3 separate regions of the Homo sapiens genome follow, and regions 2 and 3 are each linked to region 1. Evidence: chromatin loops called from intact Hi-C (ENCODE). Cell type or tissue: GM12878. All regions are shown on one strand. Each heading gives the region's core, and the rest is flanking DNA. Links, peaks and the distances in the headings are about the cores only.

Evidence for each region. Hi-C counts contacts between places; a loop is a spot of excess contacts. Peaks named below come from ENCODE experiments on the same cell type or tissue, not always from the same donor. Only the 100,000 strongest peaks of a DNase experiment are listed, where the experiment ranks them.
Region 2: a loop joins it to region 1, with 4 times the contacts of the local background. A loop is called at or near these places in 2 of 110 quality-filtered maps.
Region 3: it touches region 1 in a loop (6-fold over the local background); 1 of 110 quality-filtered maps calls a loop at or near these places.

Annotation. Positions count from the first base shown.
Region 1 is chr13:42,330,434-42,340,780 of GRCh38, forward strand. No RefSeq gene overlaps it. Among named protein-coding and RNA genes, the nearest start is that of AKAP11, 63 kb to the left of the region's middle. RefSeq lists an enhancer at 3,838-3,907. In GM12878, for the core only: a CTCF peak has its summit at 3,819; a DNase peak (open chromatin) is centred at 4,038; H3K27ac peaks cover 727 bases.
Region 2 is chr13:42,399,471-42,409,817 of GRCh38, forward strand. No RefSeq gene overlaps it. Among named protein-coding and RNA genes, the nearest start is that of LINC02341, 20 kb to the right of the region's middle. RefSeq lists a silencer at 1,094-1,183 and enhancers at 6,116-7,315, 6,409-6,818. In GM12878, for the core only: a CTCF peak has its summit at 6,346; DNase peaks (open chromatin) are centred at 6,461 and 7,041; H3K4me3 peaks cover 1,089 bases; H3K27ac peaks cover 3,588 bases.
Region 3 is chr13:42,542,938-42,553,284 of GRCh38, forward strand. No RefSeq gene overlaps it. Among named protein-coding and RNA genes, the nearest start is that of TNFSF11, 26 kb to the right of the region's middle. RefSeq lists an enhancer at 6,414-6,463. In GM12878, for the core only: no CTCF peak of the experiment used is centred there; DNase peaks (open chromatin) are centred at 5,964 and 6,474; H3K4me3 peaks cover 1,078 bases; H3K27ac peaks cover 2,283 bases.

The DNA of each region.
Region 1 (10,347 bases), core at 2,139-6,138:
TTTAAGTAGATAAATTTTGAGAAGGACAACATGTAAAAAGGATCTCTGGGTGCCTTCCAGAAACCAGGCACAAGTTTTTATTATCTCAGCTTAACTATATGGTTTTCTTCTTTCTTTGCCTTCATTCTTTTGCTGCCTGTCAGAGCTGACAGCAATAGAGGCCATTTCATGCATGGTTTCCATGTCTCACAAAACATGGTCTGAAGAAAAAATTACCGAAAGAACAAATGCCCTTTTCAAGCTCTTGGTCCCTTTTTTCAGTTATTGGGCGGTCTTTTCCCATTGCCCTCTGTCTTTAGAGTCCAGTATGTCTAAAATCAAGCTCTTCTTGCCCCAGCACCTATTCCAGGTATCCTACCTACATTATGCTGGCCATTCAGGTGTAACACCTTCCAATGATCTCTGAGTATTATCTACCTCTTCCTCTCCATCTCGCCTCCTCTCTCCAAGAGATGAGAGAAAGCGGGGTGATAACATGAGAGGAAGGAGAGATGGCAGGTGTCGGGGAGCAAACAGTCCTCCATCCAGGGGGGAAGGGAGAGAAAGTGAAATGTTAAAAGATGTTCGTAATGTGATGCAGTGTAACCCCACACTCCATAGCCATCAGAGAACTTTAGCAAGGAAGGATTTACCTTGCTTCTTGGTGATTTTGAATCAGATTTATATAGTTATAATCATTACTATTATTATTTATTTGATGCAGTAAGTTGAGTATTGCAAAAAGAAGATGACTCAGCAATGCCCAGATGATAGAGGTCACCAAGGGATGAGCCACATTTCATGATGAAATGGTTTGCAAGGTAAGTTAAGGAAAAGCACAATAAAGCAGCTCATTTACTGACTTCATCTGTACTCATATGGCAGAATGAGCCACTCTGACCAACCCACCCATGGGAAACAATTAAACATTTTGGATAAAATATAAAAAATATTCCTAAAAGCATTGTTGGGCTGGCATGAAGGCAGGATTTATGCAGGCCAAAAACCCAATGAAGGTAGAAATGTGCAACTGTAAGCAGGCAGTAAAACCAACTTTGGCTTTGAAGGCATTTGCTGAGCCCAGTGAACTTGAGCTTCAGGTTTGATTGACTGATGCGGCATGGGAGAGAGAAGCTGCATGTATTAGTCAGGTTCTCCAGAGAAACAGAGACAATAGGATATTTGTGTGTGTGTGTGTGTGTGTGTGTGTGTGTGTGTGTGTGTATCTTTGTCTATAGACATATATATATAGAGAGAGAGAGAGGGAGAGATTGACTTATTTAAGGAATTAGCTCATGCAATTGCAAAGACTGGCAAGTTCAAAATTGGCAGGGCAGGCAGGAAAGTTGGAGACCCAGAGAAGAGCTGATGTTGCAGCTTGAGTCTGAAGACAGTCTGGAGGCAGAATTTCATCTTCCTTGCAGGACCTCAGTCTGTTTTCCTTAAAGCCTTCAACTGATTGAATGAGGCCCACTCACATCATGGAGGGTCATCTACTTGCTGAAAGTATACTGATTTAAAAAATAATCTTTTTTTTTTTTTTTTTTTTTTGAGATAGAGTTTCCCTCTTGTCGTCCAGGCTGGAATGCAATGGCCTAATCTTGGGTCACTGCAACCTCCGCCTCCTGGGTTCAAGTGATTCTCCTGCCTCAGCGTCCCGAGTAGCTGGGATTACAGGTGCCCACCACCATGCCTTGCTAATTTTTATATTTTTAGTAGACACGGGGTTTCACCATGTTGGTCAGGCTGGTCTCGAACTCCTGACCTCAAGTGATCTGCCTGCCTTGACCTCCCAAAGTGCTGAGATTATAGGCGTGAGCCACTGCACCTGGCCCAAACTTTCAAAAATCAAAACTAAGATAATTGAAATAAAACACTCAACAATTGAGTTTACCAGCAGATTAGACATAGCTGAGAGAGAATTAGTGAATTAGAAAACCTTATCCAGAATGCGGCACAGAAAGACAAAAATGCGATATATGGAAAAAGTTTAAGTGACCTTGAGGGAAAGGAGATTTAACTCATGCCTAAAAAGTATAGAAGGAGAAGAAGGAGGGAATCGGGGCAGAATTAATATTTGAAAAGACGATGGCTGGAAAATTTCTGGAAATGAAAGATGATAATCCACAGATTCAAAAAAACCTAACAATTTCCAAGCAAAAACAGAATACATATTAAATTTCTTAGGGAGGGCTATACATGTATTTGTCTATTTTTCTGGACTATTCAAAAAACAAGCTAAAATTCTATGGTAAAAGGGTAGAAATAAATTGTATATAAAATTCAGGATAGTGATTTCCTGATAGTGACAGTGACCTTTAAAGGTGGGGGAAGAGAGGAGGATGTGACACAGGCTTCTAAGGTACTAGTAATATTCTGTTTATGAATTCTATGCCCCTGGATTTTTAATTTATGATCTTTCTTCAGATTGCACACATCCTCTATATACTATTTTAAATGTATATTGTATTTCATGGTGGAAAATTAATTTCAAATATATTATTCAACAAGATTTGATCAAAGAGGTTGTGGGTGTATTAACAAGGTGGCTTCTGGAATTTTTGCAAAAACAAGAGAGAAAACTTCGAAGAGAAATAATGTTTAGGCTAGGTGTGGTGGTTCACCTATAATCCCAGCACTTTGGGAGGCCGAGGTGGGTGGATCACTTTAGGCCAGGAGTTCAAGACCAGCCTGGTCAACATGGCAAAACCTCGTCTCTACTAAAAAAAAATACAAAAACTATCTGGGCTTGGTGGCGCATGCCTGTAGTTCCAGCTACTCGGGAGGCTGAGAGGCAAGAGAATCACTTGAACCTAGGAGGCAGAGGTTGCAGTGAGCCGAGATCCTGCCACTGCACTCCAGCCTGAGCAACAGAGCAAGACTCTGTTTCAAAAAAAAAAAAAAAAAAAAAGAAATAGTATGCAGGTTAATATGTTTAGGCACAAATGAAAGTAGTTTATTAAAAAGAAAAAAAAAAAAAAAAAGCCAGAAAACTTTTCTGTGTCCCGAAATGCCTCCTGAAAAGCACACATTACTTGGGTTTTCTTTTTCGCCTCTTAAAATTGGGGTGGGTTAGGGTGAGGGGAAGACTGCTCTCCACCGAGGAAGGCAGAGAGAAGCTGCTGCAGTTGCCTGTCTTATCTCTGCCTCGGTCTTGCACCCCACTACACCAGTCCCTATTCCCACGTCTGGACCCCCGCCCCGTCTCCTGACACAGAGGCTTGGCTATCCAAATCCCAACCCCGAGTCTGTAACTAGGAAGTGCCTGCTGTCCTGCCAAGGGACTGGATTGGAGGAGGAGAGTGCAGGGGTGGGATGAGGGAAGAGATGGAGGAGGGGGCTTTAAGCCAGAGTTTCTAGCAGGAGCAAATACCGGCACAGGGAAGGACACCATTGGCCAGGGTATGCAGAGGAAGGCAAAGCTGCTGAATGGCCACTGTGGTCCTCAGCCATGAGTAGGGACGTCTGATGGCCTCAGAAGCTGCCTTGTGATTGAGCGTGAAGGGACAGGATCTGAGGTGCTGGAGCTCGGGGTAGGCTAAGATGGCCATCTTGGCAGTTTGCCCTAGACAGTGGTGCCTATGCACCTCTCAGCCAGGCTGGGCTGGTCTTAGCGTCACAGGGCTGAGTGGCAGCCATTGAGTTCGCTACTGTCCCGAAAACAGCCCTGCAGTCTCTCCCGTGGGGTTCACTACAGGGCGGTGCTTGCCACCAATCCAGGGGTACATAGAATTTTATCACAGTGAGAAGGAGGCTTTGGGCAGAGACCACAGAAGTCCAGCGGCATTGATGACCAACTCTGCTTTCTTAAAGCTGCAGTGTTACTTGGAGCCTCAAGGTGGTACAGCAACACAGTCTATGGTTTAAAAAAGCCTGAATTACACTTTGTGAAAAGCTTCCTTGGGCACAATTAGCTTGACGATTTGAACTGTTTCTCAGTCGCTTCCCTTCCTTGTTTCAAATAGCCTGGCTTCTAATCTGGCCTGACCTTTGAGGTCCTTTCTTGCTGGCTCATCCACCTCCATCCCCACTCGGAATCGGGAGGGTTTTCTTAGTTCTTTGGTTACTGAAAAGGAAATCCTTTTCTGCCCAGGTTCCCTCCTCAGATTCAGGCCAGAACTGCTCCCCTGTGGTCATGGGGCCTGTCTTCATAGGCGCCACCTGGACCTGTGCCAGGCAGACAGCAGAGGTGAGTTCCAGGGGGTTCCTCTGAGGTCACACCTGCTTAGGTGCATGGAGGCTCAGGTGAGCAGACTGCAGACTGCCACCACCAGCGTCCCTTCTCTGTTTAAGCCACCTGCTTCCTTATTTCACTGATTCCCACTGGCCTCCCCTTCATATACATCCTCACTATCGTTTTTGGAATTTTCTATTAACATTTCATGATATCCATGCTGTTTAGAATTCGCTTCTATTCTAAACATACTCTAAATTTTACTCCAAATTTACTCTCTACTCAAATGTCACCTTATCCATATGGTATTCCCTGACCACCTGTGAACAGCAGCAACCTTCCATCACTAGTGAGCCCCTTATGTTGCTTTATGTTCCTTCTTAGCCCTTTCACCACCTGGCATAAGTATATATTTGTTATCTCTTCACCCCCAAGGGCAGAAGGCCCCCAGTTTTGTTCTCTTCTGCATCTCCAGCCCTGGAACAGCGTTTGCATGTGGTGGGCACTCAGCAAATGCTGGTTGAATGGATGGATGGATGGATGAATGAATGAGTGGCTAGGGAGAATTTCACCCCTTCCCAACAGGTCAAAAGCATTGTTCTGACAGTTTGTAGTCTAGGGTCTGGCTTTGGCTGAGCCACTAGTTACTTGTAAGACTTTGAGCAAGTCACTTGGCCTCCCCAATGGCCTATTTTTGAATCTGCACAATGAGTGGACTGGACTGCATTGTCTGCGGTTCCTTCCTGCCCCAACAGTTTTTGGTTTTATGATTATCCTCCAAAAGGGGCTAAAGCCATAAGCCAGGTGACAGACAATATGCATTATTGGCATGACACTTGCAAGTAATAAGCTAGCATCAAAAGATGCATTGATATATGTAAATAAACATACTTACTTCACAATCTTTAAGTCTTTAAAAATTATGTCCTTAAGAAAGTCTCAAATGTATTGGCCTTATGTTTCTATTTTGATCTCTGGCTCCATGTGTTAATGACTCTGATATTTTTCTGACAAATAAAAGGTTTTAAAAATTGCTATTGCTTATTTGGGTTCTTCCTAGGTTATTTCTTCTCATTAGTAACATTTCTGGGGAAAGATGTCATGCTCTTAGTGTGCATCCAACATGAAAAAATATTTCAAAATAAAACAATAGTAATTTTTTAAAAACCCTCTTACCTTTGAAAAGAACCATCGCCTTATGCCATAATCTTCCTCTTGCTATTTGGCTGTGGTTATTTTTTAGGATTGGTATATGTCTGGCATCTAGAAGACATTAAAATATTTTTAATGAAGAGTCAGTGTCATGTGGGAGGAAAAAATTCGTATCCTGGGATATGGGTGGAACTTCATGAAAGTGATTGTGTCTTTCTTATCCAAGGGAAGAAGTTTTTGTTCTTTCTGAATGAACTTGAGGGAAAAAGGCAATCAATGTTTTTCCAGTGTAACCTGATAGATTCTCCAAGTCCTCAAGTTCAAATATTTATTCTTTTGTCTTTGTAATGAAAACAAAACCAAACTTGTAGTAGGCATACTCATGATCTCCCAAATATGTCCAGGTCCCTATCCCTGGAAACTGCGAATGTGTTACTTTACATGGCAAAAGGGACTTTGCTGATGGGATAAAAGGAGGGATCTTGAGATGGGGAGATTATCATGGATTATTCAGGTGGATCCAATCTAATCTCCTTAAACTGAGAAACATTTCCCAGCTATGGTCAGAGGACAACACGATCAGAGGGAGCGTCTGAGATGCATCCTTGCCGGCTTTGAAGAGGGAGGAAGGGGGTCAAGGGCCAATGAGTACAGGTAGCTTCTAGAAGCTGGAAAAGGCAGGACATAGATTCTTCCTCAGAGCCTCCAGAAGGAAAGATAATCCTGATGAGACTTTTATTTTAGCCCAGTGAGACCTATGTCAGACGGAACTCCAGAACTGTATGATAATAAAATGTGTATGGTAAGGCACTAAGTTTGTGGAATTTGTTACAGCAGCAATAGCAATACATTACCTTCTTATTTGAACAGAGGCTTTCAGCTCCGCAGTGTAAAAGAAAAGAAGCCAGGCTAGGGTCTAGAGTTGTGCCCTTCAGTTTGGTAGCTGCTGGTCACATGTGGCTACTGGAGCCCTTGAAATGAGTGCTGAGATGTGCCGAAGTGTAGAATAGATGTCGATTTCACAAAGATTGAGTGTGAAAAAGAAAATATCTCCTAATTTAATAATTTATTCGTGTCTATTACATGTTGAAATGCCATTACTTTGGATATGCTGGTTTAAGTGAAATATACTATTAACATTTATTTCACATATTTTTTGAACTTTTGTTTTTAATGTGACTACTAGAAAATTTAAATCATTTGTGGTCCACGTTATACTTCTATTGGACAGGGCTGTTCTAGAGAATCCCTAAATATAGGAGGTGGTCATTTCAACAGTAGACAGGTCTCCAACCAAGTGGTGAGTGATGAAAAAGTCCAGGCACAGAATTCCAGGAGGAGAGGTCAGGCTTTCTTACGTCTTCCTGTATTGGACCATAAGAGAAGGTGTTGTATGGGTCTTTATGTCCTCAGGGCCTGGCACATACTCAGAAATTGTTTGCAGAGCATCCATTTGATGTTGCTGACCCTAGAAAGTTCTTTGACAAGGCACCAAAGGGTGGAAAATTAGTCTTGAAACAATTGCCCTGAAGGAACTTGAAACTGTGGTCTAACAGAAAACAGGATGCAACAACTGGGTCTTTTCCCGTTTGACCAGTATTTGTTGCCCCACCTTACACCTCATGGACACGGGCATTTACCATTTCCAGGAAAGAAAGATCTCAAAAAGAATTACAAACCAAAAGGCAGCCTTGGGTATCAGAGCCCAAATACCAAGAAGCATTCATGTAATGATTTCAGTTTGGCCTCTTTCTTATCTCGGTGCCAATTTCTCAGCAATGCAGAGAAAAATGACTTGAGCTCAGAATTAGGAGATGAACTTTCCATTTGAAATGTGCGTTCTCCTCTGACTTGCTCCATGAACAAGTTAGCTTCCCTGCAGTCCCCTTCATCATGCCTGCTAAGAGGCAAGTGTTTACATTTATCAGGACTGAGCGCTACGAGGTGAGGATTAATTAGTGACTCTACTTAGAATTATTTTTAAAATATCAAGAATAATTTGCTTCCATAACAAATTATCCTGGCTTGGGATTCTGGGACAGGATTTGGGATTCTGATCAGTTGCTTCCCTAACAGCCTGACACTGACATTTGCAGAATCTGTTGTGGTTTAACAGGTATTATAAGTTCAAATATCATATTTCAGAGTGTCTGCTATGGTTACAGGTAACTAAAGGTTACAGTTTTCCCCCCATATGATGTCATTTGCTTAACTCAAATGAACTTTGTGCCATTAAAAATGGGGAAACACAATTTATTTCAATGCCATTTGAGTCTGTTTTGAGGTATTGCGGACGGAAATATCCTGGTTACTGGGTTTGGATGATTCATGCAGTAGAGCAGTCTGAGGAATAAACTTTATCTTGTCCTCATCTTTATTTTTGTTTTCTATATGGAAACTAATCATTTGAGGTTGGCAACATGGATTTGGGCTAAATTTCTTCAATGAATTTTTTTCTACGTTTCCCTACTTCAGACCAAAAATCTCCAACCCTAGGCTGTTTTCCAAAAGCAAACCTGCTCATGAGCTCTCTGACAGAGTGCTAGCCTGTCGGAAATTACAGTAAGTCTCCTTCTGAGGTTGGTTAGGCTGAGAATTCATTGTATTTTGGTTAAAAACAGAGTGTTACAATTTGATCCTGGGAGCAAGAAAGAATTAGTAATGAAAACATTGTTGGTGGAGACTGTTGCCTGGTACACAGGCTGAACTCATTTGTCTGGCCCCCGGTACGGGTGGCCCATGTGAAAATACACACATACACACACACACACACACAGACACACACCACCCATCTGTTACGTTTTTCCTGATGCTTCAGGAAAGTCTGCAAATTAAGACAAATGATATTATCTGGGAGTAACTGATCATCTTTTCACTATGAAAATGTCATATTCATAGGAAATGAATAACACACCTGCCAAAAATCAGGTCGCCTAAATGAAGGGATCAAGGGATTGAATACCCATGGAGAAAATAAGACAGACACAATCCAACTGTTCTATACTAGTTGACAGCAACCTATTCTAATGATATGGTTAAGATTTATAATGGCCATATAGGTTTACCTTCTCCAACCAAACTATTTAAATAATTCCACAAGTCTCCTATTTAATATTGAAGACCATCTCCTTAGCTAAAATTATTATGCTTTAATTGACCATATATAAATATCGGAGGGTTTTGGAGAGTACCATTAGACCATGCACAACCAAGCACAGTTGGATTGAGCCTTGAAGATGTGCATGGTTCCTCCCGCCCGTGCTCTTCCTGGTGAATGAGTAGCTTTTTTCCCTGCACTAATCTGTTCAGTTTGAGGGCTGCTGGAAGCACTACCTTTTATTCTCTTTTCATTTTCTTTACTTCACTAGTTCACAGAGCTGGAGGCCACAGGACTGTTTGTTACATCATCACTGCTTTAAAAGCTTATTTTTGTGAATGCGATTGTACTTGGGGGTTGTCAAAACCTGTGGAAATGTGGCCTTTGGTGACCGGCCATGGCATAATATGACAACATTTCTGGAGTAGTCCAGCACTGGGAATGGTACCCTTGGGTCAGGCAAGTAGGAGGCAGTCATTTTTGTCTCTGGAGCTGCTGGCACTCAAGCGTAGAGGAGGTAGACATTTCAATGGCCAGTTGCTTTTGTATTTAAACAAATAGATCCTGGATTGTAGATTTTTAGAAAACTGCAGATGCAACCTGCAACAGAATCACCTGGTTAGCTTACTCCCCTACCAGCTGACGAGTCTTAGATCAGATATACTGAAGCACAGCCTCTGGGGATGGGGCACTCAGGAATCCAAATTTCTTTAAATAAACTTTAAATTTTAGAATAGTTTCAGATTTGCAAAAAAGTTGTAAAAATAGTACAAAGAGTTCCCATATACCTCATACCCAGTTTTCCTTATTAATATCTTACATTAGGATACATATAATATACATTTGTACAAATGTGCAATGTAAGTAATATAAAATGTACATTTGTACGATATACGTTATCTGTATCATAATGTAATGTACAATGTAAATCCTAATGAAGGATACAGGTAATGTACTTTGTGATGTACAAATAACATCTTACATTAGAATGCAGATAATGTACATCTCCCCCACTCGTTTATTTATTTGATCATTTTTTTATGTCAGTATGGACTCATGAATACCAAGTTATATTTCAGTACCACATTATAAATGTACATTATCTGTATCTTAATGTAAGATATTAATAAGGAAAGCTAGGTGTGAGGTATATGGGAATGCTTTGTACTAGTTTTAAAATTTTTTTGCAAATCTGAATGTATGAATGTACATTAGGTGCATTTGTCACAATCTCATGATTAACCAAAGTCAATACTCTATGACCTGATGTCCTTTTTCTGTAAGATTCCATCCAGGATGCCACGTTACATTTAATTGTTACGTCTCCATAGGCTCCTCTTGGCTGAGACAGTTTCTCAGACTCTCCTTGTTTTCAGTGACCTTTGATAGTTTTGAAGGGTCCTGGAGAGTATTTTGTAGAATGTTCCTTAGTTGAATTGTTTGATGTTTTTCTCATGTTTTAACTGAGGTTATGGGTTTCTGGAAGAAAGATCACAGAGGCAAAGTGCCCTTCTCATCACGTTGCATCAGTGGCACCCTCAACGCAACTCACAGTTGATGTTCACCTTGATGACCTGGCTGAGGTAGTCTTGACAGGTTTTTCTACTGTAAAGTGATTCTTTTTTCCACCTTTTCATACTTTACTCTTTGGAGGGGAGTCACTGTGGATAGCCCGCACTTAAGGAGTGGGAGTTGTACTCCACCTCCCTGAGGGGGAGTAGCTACATACATGATGGAATTCTTCTGTCTAGAGATTTATCTATTCTCCCCCACTTGTTTATTTATATGTTCATTTATTTATGTCAGTATAGACTCATGAATATCAAGTTATACTCCAGTGCTACTTTGTTAATCAGATTGTTCCAGCTTTGTCCATTGGGAACTCTTTCAGTGGGATCCCATGTCTCTTTGATGTATCCCCTTTCTTGTGATGTTTTTGGGAGCC
Region 2 (10,347 bases), core at 4,010-8,009, 71 kb after region 1:
TGATTCCCTTGTTTTCAGGAGGTTGTAGCTGGTCAGCCCTCAGCCTTCCCCTCCTTTAAACTCCTCCAGTTTATTATGCATTTACAACTCCTTTGGACATGGGGTCATGTGGTTGCCTAGTGTGCTGGATTGAAATATTTAGTATAGAGGCATCTTGTGACTACAGGGTAAGTTCTTGGAGGAAAAGAATCTTCTCATACTTCTTTAGATAAGCACTTAGTAGATGCTGAGTACTTTTGAATGAGTGAACAGAGATGGATTTTGCATTCCTTTGTAAACATTTTGAGTGCCTGTTTGTGATGTGGCCCTGTGGACATGCATGACATAAAGGTGTGATCAGGATGAAGTTGAAGAAGGTACCAGTGTAGAACCTTTGTGGATAATTTTCAAGAAAATTAGTTGGTCAATCATTCCTGGTTGACAGATTGAACTTAATATGGGAGTCATTTAGTTGATATTGCATCTTTGAGCATTAGGGCAAAGGCAAGACCCTCTGCTCCTTGTCTGCCCTAATGCTCAAAGATGCAATATGAGGGTTTGTGTGTGTGTGTGTGTGTGTGCGTGTGTATATGTGTGGAAGTCTACACTGGATCTTGTCACTGCATTGCAGTGAAGCAGGACACAGTTGATTCCTAACTTGGAGGAAGCTTCCATCACTTCATCCCATTATGCTATATCTTGGGATACTTTCTTGTGTTTTGGGGCATCCTTTTCTCTGATTCTATTTTTGAACCCTAAAATACTTCCTTAGTGAAATATTTGACTATCCAAAGTTCAAGTATGCTCAGACAGTAAATCTTGAGATGTAGAGATGAAGAAGGGTCGGGGGAATGTTTCTTGGTATAATTTAGACTAAAGGCAGGTATAAACTTTGTTTTGGAGATTTTGGATTGACTGTCTCCATGGTCCTGAATCCCAGGGCCAATCAGAGGCAAAACTGAAAAAGTGAAATTTACCTCTGAAAGTTTCTCACCTCCCTTTCCATCTCCTGGATGCTTTTCCCCATGGTGATAGTCTCTCTAAACAGATGGCTCATTGCACAGATGACCTCCTTCCCCAGCCTCCTGTCAAAATCTGTGTCCAAGTTGCTACAACTTTGGACACTTGAGGTTACCCCAAGCTCAACTAGAGCCACTGGTGAGGCATAGCTTTAACAACAGGAAGTGCTCTTCCAGAGCACATTATAGAAGTGACTGTTGATTAAAGAGGTGACAGTCCTAGGGTGTTCTTCATTGGTCAGATCACATTTGTTTAGTTCTGAGGAGCACCCTTTAAGAGGCATGTTGATCAATGAGGGCATATCCAGATGAGGGTGGGACAACTAGATTGATGAAATATGAAGACAGTGTTCTAGGAGTAATGATGGAAGAATTGAACCTTTGAAGCCTGACAGAAGAGGCCAGGATGGTCCTAGAAGCTGAAGGTTAGGAGGTAAAGGTGATCCAGTTTAAATACCGCTTCTGGTGTTTGATTTTAAGCACTACACCTTTCTGCCAGATGATCAACTGACTTGGTCTGAATACCTCTTATGGCAGAAAGCTCACTAACCAGAACCCCAGAACATGGCAGCTACCTTTAAATATTTTACATGGAATGGTGTAAAACCTCCAGAAGGCAGAATATCTGCCAATGGGAAGGAATAAGAAAAAGTCATTCTTCTGGTTCAGAGTCCAATGGACTCTGTCTTCTGAAGTATACATATATTTTTAAAAATTTATATTTATATATACATATGTATTTTGAAAGACAGAACATTCAGAATTAGTTTCTGGCATCATGTTCTATCTTTCAGGATGCATGATGTGCATCTTCTTTCACCCCGGAGTGAAGAGCATGATGACAAATGAGAAAGAATCATTTCACACATCCTGGTAAAATAAATATTCTTTGTCAGAACAGCAGGTGATTAGATCTTCATTTTGATATATGCTGCAGTGTCTTCAGAAATGAACTAGTAAGACCCAATTTCAAAGAGAATGCAAATTTGCAGCTCAGGAATATGTTGAGGAGATTAGAAGCCTGTGTAAAATAGTGTAGAGGTGAATCCACTCAAGGCACATGGTCTTGCATCAGTGAATCCCATTAGGGCAGATTCAAGTCTGGGCACGTAGACTAAGGGTGCCTGATTGAATACTCATTTCTACTACTTGTGGTACCATTATTAGCTGTGACTTTTGTTGAAGCATTAATATGCTCGAGCCATCTCCCAGGTGGAGTCATGGCTTGATTCCTATAAATGATTAATCTTGGGGAAGAAACGCTTGATTCAAAAATTAATTTGAGTAAACTTGCTAGTTTACAGAGTAACTTATATAAGTGGGACATCAGTTGTTATCTGATGTGAATAAGAATTAACATAAAGTGCTTTGCCTGGAAAGCTTTTCTCCTGCCTTTCTCAGTAGAGCGTTCCTTTCTGGGAGGAGAGGCAGAACAGTGTCTGACTGAGAGCATAGCACCTGGAGCCAGGTGTCTTCTGCTTTGATACCAACTTTGCCACTTGTCAGCAGCATGGCTTTGGGCGAAGTACTTCATCACTCTTTACTTTGGCTTCCTAATCTGTAAAGTGGGGATGTTGATAATAAGACCTAACCTGGAGGATCGTTATGGGGCAAAACATATTCTTACTTTTATGGACAAGAAGACCCAGGCTCAGAAAGTCAAGTGTCTTCCAAGTTCACGGAGCTGGTGAGTGGATGGGTCTGGTTTCAAACTTTAGGCTGTCAGCCCCACATCTGTGCCATTCTTCACTAGCACTGCCTCCCAAACTGGCCCATCATGAGAGTCACCTGGAGGTGCCTGTTAAAACCACAGATTCCTGTGAACCAGGAATGTGAGATATTAACAAAGTCCCAGGTGGTAAGATCTGGTGGTGGTGTACCAGAGCTCTCCAGCCCCTGAGCTTTCTTAGCTGGATGTGTGGATTTGTGTGCAGAGGTGTTTTGTTCCCCCTTTCCCATTCATGTGTTTCCAACTTCCCCCTTAACCAACCTTTTCGTTCCCCACAACTTTTCCTGTGTTGTCCACTGTGCCTTTGAGAGTGCTGATTACTTAAATCATCTCTCTCTCAGATTTTCCAGGCCCTCCATGTGTCTCATCACTTTGTTCAAGCTGCCTGACAACCCAGCCTTCGCCTTTAAATGTCCTTGTATCTTCCTTCCAGCTGACCTTTTGTTCTTCTTTCATTGCTATTTTACCTCCCACTTTTCCTTCCCTTTGGGTTTCTCAGAACCCTTGAGATGACCGCAGATGGCATTTTGTATGCCACATTGTAATGAAAACTGTAGTATAAATTATTTTCAGAGTACAGTATGGCATAATAAAGTCTATTATTTATATTAAGTGTATATAATTTTAGTGAAGAGAAAATAATGACTGCTATATATTTGACTGAAAGTGATTATATTTTAATCTAAAAGCCAAAGTGAGTGCAGTGAGCCCTGCTAATAGCCAGCCATGCCTGTGTAATTTGTAGAGAGTCACCTCTTTGACATGCTGTTTCAAGACCTGTATTGTCTTCTTTCGGCAATGCTTGGATTTGGAACATGGAGTCATAGCTGCAAATCCTAATTTCCTGCAAGGCCAAATGATGGTTCAAGAAACAATATTCCATGGAGTAACCTTGATTTCTGCAATTGTGTAGGTCAGAGTCAAATGCACTCATCTGATGTGATGACAAATTAGTTCAAGGGCTTTGGCCCACAAGCTGCCACTCAAGGAGTCAAGCATGAATTTGAGGCACAAATGGGCAGTTGTGTATGCTATTGCGGTCTGAATAAATAGCATTCAGAAGCACTAAATTGATTGCATACCCAGGAAAGGAGAAATAATTGGGCGAATGAAGTTTGTAGCTGGTTATTTACACACCAATGTGGATTTTTCAGTTGAGAGGCACATAATTATTACAGGTCCAGTGGAGGAGTTCTTGGAGAATAGGAATTACACATATTCATGAATAATTACGTCAGTCTCTTATATATTCCATTATCATTACACATTTCTTGCATTTATTATACTTCTCAAGGTATGTGTGAGCAAAGCTTGTAACACAAAGTACTTTCCTCAGGGATCTATAATGTTTTGGTATTTTGAGAATTTATTAATTCAATATTTTTATGGGCCCTAGGCATTGTAAGGAAAAATTCAGTTCAAAATGGTTTTGTTAGAATGACTGAGGAGGTGTAGTTCAAAGATTGAGGTTAAGTCCCAGTAACTGTGTGACCTTGAGCAACTAAGTCACTTTAGCTGTGTAAGCACCATTTTCATCACCTACAAAATGGAATGCTGCCTATCTCATTGGGTTGTTGAGATAATGATATATCATTGCATCCAAGATTGCCTGGTGAACTTAAAAGCCCAGTTGCACTAGATTATCATTGTTTTACGTTTGGTGGAAAGGGACAGCCAGTTGTTTAACATTGCTTGATTCCCGTTGACTGTACCTGCACTGGGCTACCTCTGCTAAGGGTGTCTGTTGGGACTTGGGAAATTTTGATGTGACTGAATTGTGAGATGATATTATCACATGTTGAGAACAGAGAACAACCCAGTCTTTACCACTTGGTGGGGACTGATGCCCATGATGGTGCTGGCTAGTTAGAATGTCAAAGCTAGAGTGGTCTCCTGGGGCTTCAACCACCTAGCAGATAGCTCGTAGTCTAGTGTTTCCCAAATGGTTTTGCAAAGAATTCCAGTCCTTTGGAAGCAGAATTTTATGGCTCAACAAGTTTGGTAAATGCTGTATGTGCTGGCTCCCTCTTAGAGCTAGCATTATAAATGTGTATGTGTGATATAAGTTGTGCTTTCTGAAATATAGAAACTAGCCCCATCTGGCTATTTAACTACAAACTAATTAATAAAATAAAAAATTCAATTTCTCCATTACACTAGCTACATTTCAAATGCTTAATAGCCATATGTGGCTCATGGCTGCCATATTGGAAAGTACATACATAGAACATTTCCATCATTGCAGAAAGTTATGTTGGACAGTGCAGAAAAGGCTCTGAGACCTCTTGCAGCAAAATTACTTATTTAACTTTGTTCATTTCTCAAGCCTTTTAGTACCCAGCAGAGTTGCCATTCTGTAAGACACTGTTTAGAAAATATAGTTTGGCATCCTTGGAGAGATGATTTTTTCTGCCTGAGTATGGTGTTCTAGGAATCTGCTCTGCAGCTCCTGTATCTTTGCAGCTTTTCAAATCCTGCTTCTGTTATGACCACAGTCATATTTATTTGTGTTCTTGTCCATGATGAAAGAGAATTATTTTGCTATTATAAGACATATCCCCCGATGCTTCATATCTCTGTTAAATCTTCCAATAGCCAGTGTTCCCTCGGTTATAGACACAGAACTTCAGGGTTGGGAGAAATCTTAGAAAGCATATAGTTCAATTTTTTTTATTCTTATTTTTGAGACAGGGTCTCACTCTGTTGCTCAGGCTGGAATGCAGTGGCATGATCACGGCTCACTGCAGCCTTGACCTCCTGGGCTCAAGTGATCCTCCCTCCCCAGCCTCCCAAGTAGCTGGACCACAAGTATGCATCACCACATCCAGCTAACTATTTTTTAAAAAAATTTTTATAGAGACAAAGTCTCACTGTTTTATCCAGGCTTGCCTCGAACTGCTGGGCTCAAGCGATCCTCCCACCTCAGCTTCCCTATGTGATGGGATTACAGGTGTGAGCCACTGCACCTGGCCTAGTTCAATCTTATTTTACTTATGATACAACTGAAGCCCAGAAAGATTATATGACTTTCCCAAGGTCACTCAGTTAATAGGACAGTTCATACTCCAGATACCTATTTCTTATTAATGCTGTTGGTTCCTCTCTTCACAATATGAAAAAAAGCAATTATTAATGGACTAGGATTGTGTCAATGGTTATATGAGTTTTATCTCTAGTTAGAAATCTTGCCTATCTTTGTGAGAGTAGGCTCTGAATAAATGTACTCTGTATTTCTTAGCCTAATATGTATTTGCATGTTCTGACTCCATAGAACCCATCAGTGAATACATCACTCTTCACTCAATTCCTTCCCACTGCTTTGTGAGAAAGTCTTTGATGATTTTCTGCAAACAGCCAATAGTATCTTCTTGAGTTTTCATCTACTTTTGTACCCACTTAGTGCTCCTTTGATTAGAGATTCTAACTACAGTATCTGCTTTTCACTTTTTGGGACATGGAATATAAAAGTGGGTGGAAATTGCAATCTGCATAATGGAAGAAAAATTGCACTCCTACTAGTTTATAGAAAGGTTGACATTTGCTGTGAAGCGTTCAGTTCCCGGGTTCTGGTCAGATATGCATTTCTGTGCTCACCACTGTGGAGAGGAAGGTACCACATGGGGGTGTCACGTAGGTTGTAAAAGGAAGACGGTTGTCTGTCAGGGTAGTGTCCCAAGAGAAACTGCCCTATTACGGCTGTGATCTGGAATGAATATACTTCTGGCACCTTTACTAGGATGTCAGTGGGAAAGTCCCATTAGTCATCTTTGCCAGATGGGGGCTTCCGGACACCTCCGCATGGCTGTACATGTCTGTATTAATAAAAACACTGAAGCCACATGGGTTTTGGCCACACGTCTCATCCTGTCGACCCTCTGGCCCTGCAAGGATTACAAAGAGGGAAATAAGTCATGGAGCCTGATCTTTGAATGGTTTTACTTTTGAAATGTGGGAGATGTTATGTTCACTATTTCTCTTGGGATAAACCTCCAGAGAATTTGGAGCTTTAAGGGCAGAGCCCACTTTAGGCTACCCTGGGAGCTCTGAAAGAGGTGCCTTTCCAGGTGATTCTGATAAGCTCTGATGTTTGAGAATCACTGCTTTGAAGAAATCACTCATTTTCTCAGGATGTCATCAGCCCAATAAACAGTGATACAACTTAATTGACATCAAAAAGAATGATACCATTATCTTTGTTTTGACTTCACTGAATTCAAATTTTGCTCTTCTTCATACAGAAGCTGGTATGAACATCCTGGTTAATGACCGCATACTATAGAAGAAGCCCGTTTTGTTTTTCTGCTGCCTGCTTGTGGTGTCACTTTCTGTTCTATTACATGTAACCAGAGTCAGAGGAAATTCTGGCTCAAGATAGAACCCAGAGAGTAAAGTCCCCTGAACTTTTTCTTCCACTGGGTACTCCGCCGGCGATGAATGATCAGGTATTAGGGCAAGCCCTAAAATGCATGCCCAGGACCAGACCCCTTGCTCTGTTCTCTCCTGCTCCGTGGAGGTGATGTGGCTGTTAGTGGAGTTTGTTGTTACGGGTGGACTTGGTCAGTAGGAGCTGCTATGGTTTGAATATGTCCCCTAAAGTTCATGAGTTAAAAATTGAATTGCTGGCCAGGTGCAGTGGCTCATCCCTGTAATCCCAGCACTTTGGGAGGCTGAGGTGGGTGGATCACCTGAGGTCAGGAGTTCGAGACCAGCCTGGCCAACATGGTGAAACCCCATCTCTACTGAAAATACAAAAAATTAGCCAGGCGTGGTGGCAGACACCTGTAATCCCAGCTACTCGGGAGGCTGAGGCATGAGAATCGCCTGAACCCTGGAGGCAGAGGTTGCAGTGAGCTGAGATCATGCCACTGCACTCCAGCCTGGGCAACAAGAGTGAAACTCCGTCTCAAGAAAAAAAAAAAATTGAATTGCCGTTTTAACAGTATTAAGAGGTGGAGCCTTTAAAAGGTGATGAGGTCATGAAGGCTGTGTCCTCGTTACTGGATTAATGCTGCTATCTGGGTTAATTATCTCGGGAGTGGGCTCCTGATAAAAAGTTAAGTTTAGCCTCCACTATCTCTGTCTGTCTCTTCTGCTCTTACCATATGATGCCCTTCCGTCAGTCATGGCATAGCAGAAGGTCCTCACCAGATGCATCCCCTCAATGTTGGACTTTCAGTCTCCAGAACTGTGGCCAAATAAATCTCTTTTCTTTGTAAATTACCCAACCTGTGGTATTCTGTTATAGCCACAGAAAATGGACTAAGAAAAGAGCCTATCTGATTGCCTGGATCCAGAGCTTTATCTGCAGTGGATGTAATCCTCTTCTAAGAGGGGAAGCTCCGTATAGAGAAAACAGCCCCAGGAAAAGAGCCAGGAGACCAGAGTCCTGCCTCTGACTCTCCAGTCAGCCAACTGGTGGTCCTGGACATGTGTGTTCAAGTCTCTAGGCCTCTCTTTCTTAACCTGTAAAATGAAGTTGGTGGTAGCGGTGCAAGTTAAACTGGATTTACTAAATCCAGTGGCCTCTTTGTCATTTTATTTATATATCAGCTATAACATTTAATATTGTTGATCATTTTCTCCTTAAAATATTCACCTTTTTGGCTTTTGGGTCACCATTTTCATGTTGGTTCAACAAATGTTATTGGATTAGGCATTGTCTTAGGGAGTGAGAATACATGTAAGACAGTTTTTGTCTTTGAGGTGCCCACAAGATATGTAAACATCATCTAACAATTTTTTTCTCTCTCTGCTCCTTCCTTCAAATCTCTATTTACTTCTTTAATTTTTGTTTTTGTTCTATAACTAACTGTCTTCAACTTCTCTGTATATCCTCCTTGGAAGATGGTACTCATCACCCTGGTTTCAACTACCATTTAGATGTTGTGGATTAAAAACTATTTCTCTTTAACCATGATTCACCCTCACTCACCCTTGAGTTATGAAGTTTTATTTATATCTGCATCCCAGTCATTTTTACCTGGGAATCCCTCTGGGATGTCCCATTCAAAAAACCATAAACCAAACCCATTTTACCTTATCCACTGCTTTCCTTCTGCTATTAAAACCCACTCCTCCTGAGTTTCCAATCCAGGGCATTGCCATCCATTAAGTCACTCAAATTAGAAACCTCAGAGTCATGTACCTCTTCCCTTTCTCTGCATCTAGTTGGGCACACAACTTTTAGAATCCACCTCTGATGGATTCTGATTGGCCTTTGTCCCCTTATTCCTATTACTCCCATTACTGCCCTAGTAGAGGCCCAGGTGAGTGCTCATTGGGATATCATCAATTTTAAAATGTCCTTCACATCCCACACTTTATCATCTGCAAAGCCAGGAAGCATCTTACAGGCAGCAGTCATGAGGGGGACACCATGGTCTGTGCGTGTGCATCCAGACTTGCAGAATAGGCATCAGGCACTTGGAAGAAAATCCCAGAAACAACAGTGGAGCTTTATAAAAACACAGAATGCTCCCTCCATTCACATTCTAGATAGCTTTTGAGTGGACAGTGCTTCAGAAGAGTCAGATTCTGAATAGAAAATAAATGTTAGAAATACCTTGACCAAATTATTTTGCTTATATTTTCCCATTTATGTATGTGCAAGGGTGATATATGATAAAAATCTGACAGTATAAGTATAAAGGATCCCTTTTAGTAAGTATAAAATACAAATTCCAAGTGATAAGAAACATTAGGTTATTGTTTAATTGGCAGACGTGTTCTTTCTAGAGGTGAATATAATAGTGGTGTGACATCATCAATGTCATCTTAGGCTTGAAAAAATACAGATAAAATGCAAAAATCTCTGATCAATCAATACTTTCATTACTCTTTTCAGCCCCTCCCACCTTCAGTGTCTTCTCTTCTGATCCGTTTTTCACGTTGCCATTGGCACACCCAGATCTGATTATATAATTCCAATACTTAGAAATATTCTGTATGGCAGAGGTGCATCAGAGTCACCTGGAGGGCTTGTGAAAACATAGATGACTGTGCTTTAGCCCCAGCCCCAGAGTTTCTGATTCCATAGGCCCAGGCTAGGGCTGGGCCATTTGCATTTCTAATAGGCTGCCAGGTGACACTGATGCTGCTGACTGCTCAGCGGCCACACTTGGAGAATCACTGCCCTTTGGTATAAAGTTCACACTCCTTTATGGCATTCAAGGCTCTTTCCCAAGGATCCTTGCTATACATCTGCAGCATCATTTTTCAGTGTTCTCACACACTTTATTCTCCATCATGCTTGGAATTCTCCATTCAGACCATGGAGGGTACTTCTTGATCTGTGATTTTTTTTATACACTGCCTGATAGCTCTTAAAAATTATTCGACTTTTAAGATACAGTCCAATAAACAAATTCTTCAGCAGAAAATATTTCTTTCAGCAGAAAATATTTCTTTTACTTATCTTTCCCAAAGAGGTAAATTTCAGGATGTTTATCTATTAAGATCAACTTCTAAGATAGCTAAGCTTACTGCTCAGGCTTTTCCAGTAATTAGAAAGATATTCTTTGGGGACCATCAGGTCACAAAGTTTGATGGGGTTTTCCAATTTTCTGGATTATCAATTTGGCAATCATCCCTACACTAAACACAGAATTTATTATGAGTCAA
Region 3 (10,347 bases), core at 3,964-7,963, 210 kb after region 1:
CTATCCCAAGTCTGTAATGACATATAAAATAATAGACCACTTCTCCTGGTCATTCCTCCTCATTGCAAATCACATTTCTCGAGACAACACATGGAATTTACAGGATGTAAACGTGTCAGTAAAAATGCGCCTCATTCAATAGATTGCTACTGATTTAAGAACTCACACCTCATGTTCAACTGAAGCCTATTTCCGCCAACAGCTCCACTTTAAACAAACTCTCCTTGTTTCCATTTTGTCTACCCTCCATCTCAGCCCCTGCAGGCTGTTGAAATTCACTATTTATTTCCATATAAATGCTTCAGAACGTGTTATACACCAAGGAGTAATGAAGCCTTGAGCTTTTCCAGTCTTGACAAGACAGTGATGGGAATATAGAGCTCATAATCATAATGCAGAAACAATAATGGGAATTTATTACAGATTTCTATAGGTTATATGACACTTTTCACATCCATTATTGCATCCCAATGACACCTGTGGGATGCAAAGAGAAAATTCAAGGCCCCAGGCATAGATGGAAGAGGTATTCTTCTCCACTGGAAATTCCCTTTTACTTGGATTTCTAGTGTTAGCTCCCGGGGCCACATTCTTGTTTGCTTTGCAAACTCAAGGAGAAATACTCACTGAGAAATTCACAGAGGAGCTAGATGGGGGATTTAGCTGTTGTCCTGGTAACTGGCTTAAAGTCCATGATTGCAGAGACTGCATCTGTTTTGTTCAACACCATATTCCTAGAGCCCAGCAAATATCTGTTCCCAGAAAATATCTGTTTATCTTCTGTATGTGTGGAAAGTAAACACAACATGGAGATGGATGGGAAACCGCCCATGTAGACGGGAAGTAAGAGAAAATGTGGAAAATGAGGGAGAGTGGCAACAGGTGAGCTTACATTATTTTCATTCATAATATTCCTTATTCAATTCTATTATCTTTCCCAGGCTGTCTTTAAGACACCTTCTTAAAGGGATTGCTTCTTAAGGGATTGCTATTATTTCCATTGTTCATAGCTGGAGAAGAAAGAACGTAAAGTCTGAGTTTCCTTGAGTGATACAGTGAGTCTATTCAATCCTTTCTCTGTTTCAAAATATTTTTGCTACTTTTTTTGACCTTAAGTGGCACACATCTGTCTAACATTGTTGGAAAGTTCTGTTAGGGACAAAATTGTGCTACTGAAAACATTGTAGTCTAGACTAGTGTAACATAGAGGAGTGATCAGTTCCCAATTTGTATGAACAAATTAAATTTCTCTTTTGAACTTCCATGACACTGGAAGCCTTAGTTCTGTTGGAAGAATTTTCCTGGCACTTGGAGATGGAAGTTTATCCATCTTTGTTTTTTCTTCTCCACTAATGTATAGTAGACATCAACAAAGGAATATGTTATAAACACTTTCTTAAGAAAGGGAGATGTCCATTAAGCACTGATTGGATGCCCTGCTCTTTAAGATGTGAGGAACTGAAAATGCATGGTCCACTTTTTGCAGCTCAAATGTGGTGACAAAGCTAAGAAGTTAGGTAAGGACAGTATATTGCACAATAAAAAGACTGGCTTCTGATTCTCCTCCGAGGTTCAGGGCCTCAACAATTGCCTGCCACTCAGGCTTCTTATATTTGCCACTCCCTGCTTCTATCTCTTTTCTAATTCCCAGGCTATGTCATGGTTCTAAAGCTACAAAATCACATCACAAAACACACATACACAAGCAATTCCGTGGCTACTCATGATCTAATGGAACCACTCCACTGATTTTTTGAGTCTGAATCACTTGCTGCTAATTTGCAGTCTGACTTCAATTAGAACACTAACCTTGTTGTCCTTTTTTTTTTTTTTTTTACATTTGCCACTAGAAGATGTTCTTACTCATGCCACGATATAGGTCTAGGAGATTTAGGGAGATGTAAAGAAGAAGAAACGAGTCATGTTTTCTATTCCCAGAGGAAATTCAAATGCACTTAGAGTTGCTCCCATATTTCATTGAATCTGCATCACTATTGTTTGTTAATTTCAGAATTACTTTATACTCCATGAAAAAAACAACATGCAGCCAATTAAACTATGACACAATGCTGCTTCTTTCTTTGAAAAAAAAATGAGATTCTACAAGACATATTGTTGAATTTATTTTTATTTTTTAGAAATGGGAGTCTCATTATGTTGCCCAGGCTGGCTTCAAACTCCTGGCTCGAGGGATTCTTCTCACTTACAGGCATGGTGGTACATGGGACCACAGGCATGAGTCACCATGCCAGGCCACAATGCTGCTTCTCACAATAATTTTAATACATATTTTTATTTCAGAGATGTTAAAATGTGAAAAAAACTCAACAAAACATACATGTTCATTTCACCTATTGTTAGAGCCAGTAATATGGGCATTCCCAGTGAAAGCTACATTTCATGCTTTATAAAGTAGGCATTGTCAATGATATGAACTAGTATTTCAGAAACATTCTGTTTTATCACAATTATCATGTGAATTCTGAAAGAACTGAAAGCTTGGACCTTCTGACGGCTGTTTTCCTGAGTGTGGATGGACACGGTCTAATGCTCAGCATTTCACTTACATTACAGTTTTATTCTGCTTCCATGAGCCCATTTATTTGTTTTAAATCCAACATTCTTTCTATGAGAATTTCTTTTAAAATAATAGCCACTCTTTGGTGCCGTCCACAAATAACCAGCCTTGCACACTTGCTGCTGACTCGGCACTGCCAGTTAAACAGCCTGTTTCCCAGGGCTGTCGGGGTTCCTTCCGTCCCGCTTGAGGGATGCTAGGGCTGAGTGAGCCAGGACGTTGCAACCCTAACTGGCTTTGGAGGTACAAGCTTGTCAGTCAGGCTGCTGTCAGTCTCTGTTTAAAGGTGCAGTGAGGTTGATATTTTCCAAGGGAAAAATAGAAAAGTGTGGCTTGCTTCCTTCTTTTGTTTTATAATAGGAAACTTTGCTTGGTGAAGAATAGTTACATTCAAAACTGTGAGAGGTGGGTTAAGAGCCACTGTGATCGCTTTCGTCAGGAATGGTGACAGAATTTTGATGGTTTGCTTACTTGTCAATCAGCCTGGCTTTTGCCTGGGAGCAAGGCATAGGAGCTGTCAGGACAGAGGGGCGGGATGGAGAATGCTCTACATTCCTCTGTCAATTTGTGTAACAGTAGCTATTATTTGCTGCAGGCTTACTGTGTGCCAAGCACTGTTCTAAGCAATTCACAAGCTTGAGCCACTTATTTCTAATAACACATACAATAGGTGGGTAATAGTACTAGCCCATCTCACCAATAAGGAAACTGAGTGTTATGTGTTGCATTGTATCTCCTTAAAACTCATATGTTGGAGTCCTAACCCCTAGCACCTAAAGATATGACTATATTTGAAGATAGGGTTTTTACAGAGACAATCAAGTTAAAATGGGGTCATTAGGGTAGGCCCTAATCCAATAAACTGGTGTCCTTATAAGAAGAGAAAATTTGGACACAGACAGGCATGCAGGGAGAATTAACATTAAGATGGTCATCTATAAGCCAAGAAGAGAGGCCTGGAACTGTTCTTTGTCTCACAGCCCTCAGATGAAACTTCCCTGCTGACAGGGGGCTTTCTTCTAGCGTCTGGACTAACTTGGAAGGAACTCTCAGACTTGTAGCTTCCAGAACTGTGAGACAATAAATTTATGTTGTTTAAGCCACCTAGGTTGTAGCACTTTTTTATAGCAGCCTAAGTAAACTAATCTACTAAAGTTATGAACTGACACAAAAACCTAGGTGTCTGAGTCTGGAGCCTGTGCTCAATTTGACACCCCTCTCTGCAGTCCTTACTGAGTTGGAATGATCTCTCTGCCTAGGCTTCATGCTCCATGAAAATGGATGAGTCCATCTATGTGGGGTGCGTGGTTCCTATACATTTTCAATGTCGCACGGTAACCGGTTGTCTACCATGTTACATTGTTGGTGAAATATCAGTTATATTATTATTCCCCAGGGATTGACCCTGTACATTTGTCCTACGATCTGAAGACCCACACTGGGTCAGCACCAGAAACAGACTTCAGGGATGCTATTGTTCAGGTCAGCCTCTGGATCTGATGATTAGGGTCACTATGACCTATGACTAGGGTGCACTTTTTAAGGCATTTAAAGTCTCCTTAAATTATATCCCTGATCATGTCATTCAATGCTCAAAGACTTGGATGCCCATCCACCTCCTTGACATGCAGAATAAAGTTGTTAGTCCTTTATCCAGCATTTGAGACCTTACACAGCATTGGCTAGGCCTTCGTTTTCAGTCTTTGCTAGAATATACACACCTTTTCTCCCCACATGTGCAAAAGGGGAGGCATGCACACACTCAGACCCATTCTGGGCTCACAGTAGTGCTGGCCTACCCCTGTTAGTCCAAGATTCACCATGTATTTCTCACACCTCGCCTCTGGCTCTAGGTATTTTCTTCAACTTAAACTTCTTCCTTTTCCCTTTTTCACCTAAAGACATTCTACTCACTTGCACAGTCCCGTTCAAACCTCACAATCCCCAGACATTTCTCCCATCTCTTCATTTATTTCCCCTCTAACTCAAAGTCTCAGGACTTGTTTCCCAGCCAGACTTCCAATGCAGACAGTTATGACTCTTAGCCCGATGGGCTCTTGGAAGGCTCAGCCTTTGTCTTTTCAATTTTTGTGTCCTGCACAGTATTTAGCATGGCCTTCTTCATACAGTGGATACTCCATAAACTGTTGTTGGACTTAACGCAGTATGTAGGTCACCCCAATGCAGGCTTCCAGGCAGTCTCCAGAAAGTTCACCAGCCTTCAGAGATGAAAAGTGGAGACTGGGAGCCTCACCCTTCACTTTCATTTCAAGCAGAGCCAGCTCATAAAGACAGAATCACTCTTTCTCATGTTTTTCCTGGAAGACAAAGTGTGGGCATATGATCACCAAGTGTGCTTTGTGGTCTCAATTTCACTGTCTACTAGCTTATAAGGTTTTATTTTATTTCTAGACTTAACTACTTTGAACTCCAGGAGGAATATTACAGCATGCCCTGGCAATAACTCCTTTACCTTCAGTCAGGTAACAAAATGACAGCTCAGATAGCATGGTGGCCCCAAACAGAAACAACATTCGAGATCAAACTGGAAACTTCATATGGTCAAAGTTTACTGACTTTCTCTAGATTGCTTTCTTCATAAGAAATGTGAAGGTAGCGCCAAAGCAATATACTTCCCAGCTTATGGGCCTCACTGAGCCTCAGTGTCCAGTTTAAAACTGCTCTTGATCCTTGTGTCTTGATCTTGGTAACAACAACTTCATTAGCAGCATGATCCAAATCCTATGTCCCTTTGCCATGGGATAATTCATTTTGAATTTGATAGAAATTATTCAGCCCTTTTAGCAGGGTGTAATTGTTTAGTGTTAACCTCGAGTCATTTGCCTGGGAACAAATCCTGGCTCCAGTACTTACTAGATCTTAGGGATCCTATATATGACTTAACTTTCTGGACTTCAGTTTCATTATCCATAAAATGGGAGTATTTATTTATTTTAAATAAAGGACTGGTGTCTAAAACTATTATGATTAATTAATTAGTCAATACATGTAAAATGCATTGACTAGGACCCTGAACATAGTAATTGTTGGATTTGTTAGATGTTATTATTTTAAAGTGATCTCTTCACTCAAAAAAGGAAATGGCAGAGAATTCTATTGGCTTTGTTGTGAACTCTACCTCTAATTCCTTTCCCTCTGCTTCCTTTCTTTTTCTTTTCAGAACATGTTGGAAATTATAAGCAAACTTGTAAGTGATGTATGTATATTTAGTTTCATAGACAACCTCAGTGTTACTTTCTGGCATTCTTCCAAAGTATCTTACAAGTTATCAATCTTGCCAGGACAGAGTGTGTTTTCTGACCACTTCCCCTTTGCAATTAAGGACTGTGACCACTCGCTTACGCACAGACTGAGACCAGCAGCCTTAACCCCAAAGGAGGTCAGAAACTCCCAGCTCTCCCCGCCAAGGGGGCTAGCTGAGAACCCGATACTGTGTGTTTCAAGGCTGTGGCTAAGGCTGTGACCATAGGAACTGGGAACACCCACCAACACCCTGTTTCCCCCAGCCCCACTTCCTTCGCTTCAATGCCATTAAGCATGGTTGCAGCGCCTTTGTGAATGTTTTGAGTAGAGTTAGGTTTCTGGTGTTTATTGTTGAATTGCTAAAGATTTGGAGAGAAGACAAACAGACAAACAGACATACAATGAAGCAGATGACAAACACCCCTGGACAGACTAGCACTATGAGCAGACACGCTCAGGACGACCCAGGGTCCTGCGGAGAGGTCCGGGAAGGTCTGGGCTCTCATCAGAGCCCCAGGATTTGGTCAGTTGCTCTGCAAATAAAACCTGCCTTAGACATCCAGCAAAGAGGCTTTATTTGCATAGGAGATTTGCCAGTCTGGCCTCCAAGATAGTAGGTCACAGTGAGGGTGGTGGTGAGTTTTCCTGTTTACTGTCTACCTTTGTGGACACATTGAATGTGGGGGCTGAAAGGGGTCAGCAAGGGCTGTCTCCTCTCCTGTTTTCAGATTTGGTGTCTCAGTGAAATCCAGTGCTTTGCCTCTTTGATTGTGCTCTGTCTCAGTGCTTCTCAATAGCATGTGATGTGCAGAGAAGTAAAAGAAATGAACAAAGATTTCTCTTCTGAAGGTGTGGGAGGGCATGGGAGTGGGGCTGGTTGGGCTGATGATGGAAAGGTCAGATTGCATTGTGTCGTCCACAGGCTTTCCAGCTGGGCAGGAAGGCTTCCCCCTCTGACTGCATCATGGCACTTCTTGTACATACTCACTTACCCACAGAAACTAAACTCCGCATGGATAGAGGCTGTGCCTATGCGGTTGGCTATTGCACACCCAGCATCACCACAGTGCCTGGCACTATCAGACTCTTCGTGCCTATTTGTTGAAATGTCTACAAATAGACTAAATACATATCAGTTGGGATGGCCTTGATTTAAAATATATTAAGCCCCATTGCCTTTGTATCTACATTTGTGTTTGCCAGAACAATCATGCTGGCTTGGGGTTTTATCAATATGGTCGTTGCATCTGTTTTCCCTTTTCTATGGTGGAAGCAGGGATAGTGGTCCTTCAAGAGCTGGGAAGAATATACATTTGAGAACAGCATGTCCAGGCAGCCTGTGATTTCCTGGGAAAATGGACTCCAAATGCTCTTCCATCCTATTTGTGGAGTCTTGTCATATGCAGGCTTCTCCATCCAGGATTGATTGTAATTCCTTGAGATCCTGGAATCCCATCTCTCCTTGGGGAGAAGTTAAAAGTTTAAAGAAACTGAAGTTACTGGATCTGGTGAGGAGGAAGTTGAATGGCCCACTTTAAGATGATAAAAGGTTACATTTTTTTGAAGATTGTGTTGGCTGCAAGACTATAAATTATAGCTTAACATAGGAATCAAGAGCCTTACAGTTTTACCTTTTCATCTAGTAATTCTTCTAGGAATATAGCCTAAGGATAACATATGGAAATCAGTGAAAGATCCATACCCAGTAAAATTCATCGCATTGTTACTTATGCGAGCCAAAAGTGGGAAACAAGTTTAATGTCCAACAATGGGCAATGGCTGAGAAAATTATGGGGTGCAGCTATTAAAGTGGGAAGTAGGACATTTTGTTGTGGCTCTTTTGATACCATGGATGTTTTCTGTCCCTAAAGAACAAACCACTGAATTTCTAAGTCAAAAAAAAAAAAAGTGATATGTTTAATTCTTGCCGTCTCTGGAACCCTAATTCTTTCTATTTTTGACTCTAACCCTCAGGAGCTTTGGGGATTGGGTGGGTTTTAGAGATAGGATGAGGCCATCTACGATTCTCATAATTTGGGATTTAGAATAAAAAGTTTAGTGATTTATTCTTAGTGCCACCAAATAACTGTGGGTGTTAAAAGAAACATGACAACCAAAAACAGAATCAAACTTCTACTTAGGAAGATTCTATTTATTGATGATAAAACGTATTTATTGATGATATTGAGATAACTTATTGAGAAATACTTATGAGATAACTTATTGAGAAATACTTATAACATCAAATAAAAGCAAGATACACATGTGCATACATTTATATACATATATACAGATATCATATACTCAATTATTAACATTGATTTTCACCAGTAAATGATTATGAATAACTATTACTTTCTTCTTAATATTTTTATATTTTTTATAGATACACATTGATTTCATATTAAAGTAATATTTTATATTAAATTAAACTTACATTAAATATAACATTATATTAAATTAAAATTATAAAAACATTTAAGATTATAGCGTGATGGAGTTTGGTTAACCATAAAGAAAAACTTATTGATGGAAAATCAAAAAGTATTTAATACTGTACTTGAAATGAGCTCCTCAGGTAAAATATGTGGCTGCTTCCTCCTTGAGAGTTATGGGGAAAGAAAGCCAATTTCTCTCCCTGAAAGTTTAATGAATGTGAGGGCTGGGCAACCCTGGACCACAGGACACCTCTTGTGTTCTAAACCCCTGTTGAATGATGGTGACACAGGAAGGACGGTTTAGTGCTGCAGCCAGAAATGGGTCACTGTCTTGCTGGGCCATGTTTTTCTTTTCTTTTCTTTTCTTTTTCTTTTTTTGACAAATGCTTTGCAAGTGAGGAGGCTCAAACACCTGTCCCAGGGTATTTATAATAATGCCCTCGCTTACTAAGTTTCCTGTTTTTCACCTTCCTTAATAAGTTCCCTCCTTGTTATCACCTTCCTCCATTCAGGTCCCCTTTCAGTATAACCCCCATTACAGATGGTGGAAACCTGAGTGGTGGGGTTGATTTACTTCTCCCACTGTTTCCTATATGTTGTATTGTACTGGTGTATGAGTCATGCTGATGAAGTAAATGATAGTTTTAGTTAACAAAACCAGAAGCAGCCTAAGCTTTCTTGCCTTGTGCTTGGCTCTGACCCTTGCTCTTGACCCGTGAGGTCCAATTTTCTCAGGGATATAGATCCAGACCAGGGTAGGCATCAGAACAGGGCAGAAGAGTCCCCTGTGGTCTTCGGTAGCCTTTGGGGTTCTCCAAACATGGCTAACTGTCTAATAGAATGGCTATAATATGGCCATCCTGAATGGTTAAAGGAATCAACTACTTGTGATGGGCAATAAAGACATCTCATCTTTCAAGTAAAATGAAAGGCAATATACCTTTCATTTCATCAATACATTTGATTATTTGGGGGCAGTACACAGAAGAAAATATTTTATGGAGCAGGTACTTTGTTCCCAGAGAGCCTGACAAACTACTACTGGGACAAGAAGAATCTGATAAGAGTTACTGTTCATGGCAGCCTGGGTTTTCCTAGGGCCAACCTTGAAAGAATTGACTTGGACTTGGGGAACCCTTCAGAGCTTCCCTGGCCTCCCTGGGGAAAGACTGGATCCTGGAGCTGTTTCCTGGGAAGACTAATTTATTCTGGGAAATGGGAGAGGAGAAAGAACAGGGAGAGGGCTATCAAGTAAATTGACACAACTTATTTGTTACATTTAGGACAAAAGAGTCCAGGAAGGAAAAATAGCTCCAACCTAGGTCAGAGAAGTTCCCTGTGTTCCTCCCGGCTGTTTATTCAAGACAGTAAAAGAGGATCCCAAGAAAAGAAGTCGTATCCCTACTAAGAAGTCTGTGGCTTTACAGAGATGGGATGAGAAAAAGTCTGTATTTGTTTGCTAGGGCTGCTATAACAAAGTACCAGGGACTGGGTGGCTTAAACAGCAGAAACTTATGTTCTCACAGTCTTGGAGACCACAAGTCAAAAGTCAAGGTGTTTGCAGAGTTGACTTATTCCTAAAGCCATGGGGAAAATGATCTGTTCCAGGGGCTCCTCTTGACTTGTGAATGGCTGTCATTTCCCTGTGTCTTCATATTGTCTTCCCTCTGTATGTGGCTGTATTCAGATTTTCTCTTTGTATCAGGACAGTCATCAGATTAGATCCCAACCTAACTACCTAATTTTAACTTAAATACCTCTATAATGACCCTGTCACCAAATATGGTCACATTCTGGGGTACTGAGGGCAAGGACTTCAACATAGGAGGGTTTTTTGTGGGGTCTAGGGGGAAGAGGTGCAAAATTCAGCCCATTGACAAAGCCCATTTATTTCAGCCTATGGTAAACTCTGACATAGGAGTATCTCCTAATCTTTAGTGCCTGTAGGTCTGAGGTCCTCAATCCTTTTCACCAGTAGGACAGCAGTGGTAAAATTCAGCCAGCAAACATTGCATGCAAGACTTCACTTTTATAGCAAGTACTGAATGAACCATGTACTCAATGCCA